Linked DNA regions of Mus musculus: region 2 is linked to region 1. A link is a loop called in an ENCODE intact Hi-C map of the cell type or tissue named here. Cell type or tissue: heart. All regions are shown on one strand.

Region 1 (2,500 bases):
TGAGTTCGAGGCCAGCCTGGTCTACAGAGTGAATTCCAGGACAGCCAGGGCTACATAGAGAAACCCTGTCTGGGGGGGGGGGGGTGCGGGGGGGGGGGGGAAGAGGAGCTCAGAAGCGCCCTCTTGCCCCTTTCCCACCACTAAAGAAAGCCCTTCCTTGTGAAAGGCAATCACTATGGTCATGAAAATAGCCCTGCTTGCTCCTGGCCTTTCTATGAATGGATGACACTCCTTTGTATTTGGTTTCTTGACCTCATCTTGTGGGTAAGATCTAGCCTTTGTGTGTGACAAGTACCCTGTGAGGATATTTAGCTCAGAACACAGCGTAGATAGAGCACTTTGCCTAAGTGTGAAAAGACCTATGTTTAGCTATTGGATTGTCTTCTTGATCTTAGGAGTTAGTTGTGCACTCTGATCACCTTTGTCAGCTCCATGAAATACACTTTCCTCCCGTATTGTGGGCTTTTCATTCTCTCCGTGGGCTCTTCCAGTGAATAAAGTACTGTGTCTCTCTGTAGTCTAATTTATTATTTTCTTTGTGGTCTGGGCTTTCGTGTCCTGCTGGAGAAATTATTACTTCCACCAACGTCATAAAGATATTCTTGCTTCCTCGTAAATGCTCTGTTTTTATAAATTACATATGGAACTGGTGTGTGTGTGGACTGTAGAGCTTAAACGTTAGAATTCCTCTTCCCTGTGAAGCCATCCCTCTTTGTGCTTTATTACCCCTTTGTCAGAAACTTAGTTACACGTGCTTGATTTCTGGGCTGTCTATTGCGTTCTGGTCTCTGCCCTCCTTTGCAGCACTGCTCTCTAACAGCAAGAGCACCTTGGGTCTTGATGGCTAATACGTTCTTAAAGACTTCAGCCAGCCGAGCGGTGGTGGCACACGCCTTTGATCCCAGCACTCGGGAGGCAGAGGCAGGCGGATTTCTGAGTTCGAGGCCAGCCTGGTCTACAGAGTGAGTTCCAAGACAGCCAGGGCTGGCTATACAGAGAAACCCTGTCTTGAAAAACCAAAAAATAAAAAATAAAAAGACTTCAGCTTAGATCGCTCTTTCGAATTTTCATATACGTTGAAACGATCAATTTCTCAAGGGTCATAAAATCTAAGACTTTTGAGGATCACATCAATTCTGTATATCCTTAGTAACAACTAACTACAATACAAATATGTCAGATAACTAGCATCAAGTGACTAGCTTTTGAAAGAACTGTAGTGGAAAAGCCACAAACAACATAGAGCTTCCACCTACTGGTCACTCAGCCCAGCCTAATGTGAACATCTCTTAGCCTAGCTTAAATATATGTAAACTAGGGAAACTGGCTCTGTCACTATTAAAGAAGATTGGATTCAGATTCTGCCAGTTAACAGTTAACAGTTAACAGTCCTCCTCTTTGGGGCTATGTATACCCTGTAGGTGACTTGCATCTTTAAGAAAGCAAATTCCCTTGGTGATCAGCATCTTCCCGTCTCTCTGGGACACTCCACGCTACCAGCAGAGTTTCTGTTTCCCTACGTTTAGGGAGTCCATCTAGTGGAGGCTAGTAGAATAAATCAGAAATCCTCTTTAAAGATCATCCCCTCCACAGCAGGGGGCACAAGCACTGTACCCCCAGGAAACCGAATGCCTCTGTTTCTCCTTTGTTTGGAACTCTGTCCACATGTCCCTTTTCAATGTTCTAGGAGGCTTTCCACAACCTCTAGAGCAGCAACCATCTAGAGCAGCAGTCCTCAACCTTCCTAATGCTGTGACCCTCCAATACAGGTCCTCATGTCATGGTGACCCCCCGATCATAATATTATTTTCATTGCTACTTCATAAATATAATTTTGCTACTATTATGAATCTTAATTTCCATGTCTGATAAGCAGGGTATATGGTATCCAGGATATCTGATATGCAGCCCTCAAAGGGGTTGAGAATCACTGATCTAAATAACACTGCCCCCGACCCAGCCCTCAGTCTAGCCTTTCTACATCTTTGTTTCCCAGTTTCCCAGCACAGAAGTCATCCCATCCCGCAGAGCCTGGCTCATCTGTCGTCGGTACACTTGCCCTCTGTCCTCCCAGTGCTCTGAGACAGGGAATCATCTCTTTCTTGTCCACTGTGATAGCCTCAGCTTTTACAACTGTGCGCAGCATGCCATAAGCAGTCAATGTATTTTAATTGTTCATTTCAATTGTGTTTGATGTCATGTCAGGGTCTCATTAAGTAACAGGCTAGACTGGACCTCTGTATCCTAGACTGGCCTTGAACTTATGGTCTCTTGCTTCTGCCTTCCAACTACTGAGATCATAGCTATGAGCCACCACATCCAGTATTGTGTGTGTACACACATACACACACACACACACACACACACACACACACACACACACACACACACACATATATATATATATATATATATATATATATATATATAACTAAAATAATGTGCAGCTTTGATTTCATGGAGAATCTTCAAAGAGCATTTTAATTTTAGGTCGAGCCTC
Region 2 (2,500 bases), 140 kb before region 1:
AACATTGCAGTTCTGGGCTAAATCTGGCAAAACTGTTACAGTGAAGCAGAAAGTCACCGAATTAGGCAGATCTGGGTTTGAAGCTCCCGAGCAGTGAGCAGGGGGCTTCACTCCTCCAAACCTGCTTCATGGTCTTTAAGAAGGTGCTTGTAGGAGCCGTTTTTCTTGGTTGTGGGAGGTCAGGAAGTAGAGTAGATACTGTCTGGTGAAGCATTTCATGCTTCTGAAACGGGGAAAATGCTATTTCTCTCATGGTTTTGTTTCTCAGAATTCACAGCTAAAAGAAAGGAATTCTACAACCAGAGTATCTAAAAGCCATGGGACTTCCATTTGTATTCAGAAATGCAACTCTACCCTGGGAAAGATGGATGCTGGGCACAATATCAGGCTGTTATTGAAGCCAATGAGAGAGTCTCTAAGCATATTGACAGGACTAAAGGAGACAGCCGTGCAAACCCTGCCCCCCCCAAAAAAATGTTTATAAGAAAACCAGACTTCTAAAAGAAAAAAAAAGTCTTTGTCATGAAGGAAAAAGGAAAGACTGATATTCCTAAATAAGAGACCCAAAAGCATCAGCATCATGGCAATGTGTAATATATATGTCTTTGTAAGATAATGATTTAAAAAAAAAAAACCCTTGGGTGAGATCCAGGGCACACCTGGGATATCCTGCATATAATGGTCACTTAGGATATCACCCCTGTTCAGCCCTGGAGTGATAATGGTTGCCTGGGAGGATGCTCTTCTTCAGGTGTGTGCAGAGGGACTTAGAGGAAACGGGTAGCTGACTCCCGCACTTTCTTTGGAAACTGTTGAAAAAAATACTAAGAATGTATATGTATGTGTATGAACTAAATACAGAAAATGCCAAGAGTCACTGAAACCTGATGGAGGGCACATGTGTGTCCTGGATCCTGCCTCATGGAATTCTTTCCTACTTCCCTCTGTTCTTCCTTTCTCTTTCTGCTTCCTTCCCTCCCTTCTGAACCCTTTCTTTCTCCTCCCCCCACCTTTCTTGTCTCTCCCTCCTCCCTTTCTTTCCCCTCCTTCCGTCCCTTCCACATGTTTTAAAATGTTGATAATAAAATGTTGTTTGGGTTCTAGGGCTGAAATGTACTTTAGCAGCCCAGAGCAAGTGTTCATCAACAGCCCATCTGGGGCCTTCCTGTTCCTCTCTAGGAGTGTTTTTCCTATTTGAGGACAGGCATTTGCCAGCTCATCATCAGTCACCAGAGGTCTGTCAACTCACCCACTCTTTCACTCACAACCCAGAACCGGGCCAGCCAGCCATGGACATGACGCTAACATTGATGATGAAGAGGAAGAAGGGGTCAGTGCCTTGACTTCCTGATGCTGGGCAAAGAGCTAGACTGGAGGCTCTGCCAAGTACACACAGTCCTGTAGCCACGGTAGAGCTGTCTGAAGAAGTGATCGATTTCACTATTTCATATTCTAATAATGGAATGATTTTTTAGCTAAGGACCCAAAGTGACCACAAAACCTCTGGACATCACCAATGTGCCGCATGGAAAATGGCATCCAAGCCAAACTAGAAATTCACCCAAACAAGTTATTAGATTACCAAATGAAAATAGAGCACGGTGGGATACTCAGAATAACAACAGAGTAACGTAATCAGCTCTTTTAATTTCAGAATTAGGGACAGCACCAGAAGTGACCAGCTGAAAATGAGTAAGGCCAGGGAGACAGCACAGCAGAGGAGGTACAACAAGCGTGAGGGGCTGGCTTTGCTCCCCAGCACTCCTGCGTGTACAGCCAGGCATGGGGGCACGTGCCCATATCTCAGTGCTGAAGAGACAAGACAGGGGGCTCCCTGGAGCTCACCAGCTAACTAGCCTAACTTAATCACTGAGTCCCAGGTCCCAGTGAGAGACTGTCTCAGAAAACAAAGTACCTCTGGTCTCCACAGATGGGAACTTGTTCACATACACACACACACACACACACACACACACACACACACACACACACACACACACATTCATAAACACAATGAGGAGATTGGTTTTGAGAAAAGAGGGGGGGGGAAATCACAGAAGATTCTTTCTAGGGTACAAAGATTCTATTTCTTGATTTGACGTAGTCATTACAAGGCTACGGACATTAAATCATTAACCAAGCTGTGTGTTTGGGTTTCGTCTTTTGTTTTTGGGGTTTTTATTGGTGATTTTTCTACACTGTGTATTCGTTTGTTTTGTGTGATAACAATGAAATTCATGAGGCAGAACAGGACGTGAAGGAAACTGGTTTATTTTGGCTCTGAGGGGCTGAATCTGCTGTTGCCCTTCCTGTTGGCAGAGCCCTGAGGTAACGCAGGGTGACAAGCCACATTCAACCACAGTATCAACCACTGTTGGTGGCTGTGATCCACCCAAGCCTACCGGACAGTGTATTTTAAAATGAACATCTAAATGCTGGGAAAAGATACTATTGTACTATTTAGCTTGTGAAATAAACGAATCACACTGTTTTGTTTTGT

The links. A loop is a pair of places that touch in the nucleus more often than their neighbours do. Peaks named below come from ENCODE experiments on the same cell type or tissue, not always from the same donor. Only the 100,000 strongest peaks of a DNase experiment are listed, where the experiment ranks them.
Region 2: it touches region 1 in a loop (2.2-fold over the local background); 2 of 42 quality-filtered maps call a loop at or near these places.

The regions. Positions count from the first base shown.
Region 1 is chr5:66,709,659-66,712,158 of GRCm38, reverse strand. No RefSeq gene overlaps it. Among named protein-coding and RNA genes, the nearest start is that of Uchl1os, 34 kb to the right of the region's middle. In heart, CTCF peaks have their summits at 1,327 and 1,527; no DNase peak of the experiment used is centred here; H3K27me3 peaks cover 1,953 bases.
Region 2 is chr5:66,848,138-66,850,637 of GRCm38, reverse strand. The region is part of intron 1 of Limch1 (LIM and calponin homology domains 1); the gene reads right to left. Among named protein-coding and RNA genes, the nearest start is that of Gm52776, 45 kb to the left of the region's middle. In heart, no CTCF peak of the experiment used is centred here; DNase peaks (open chromatin) are centred at 1,287 and 2,317.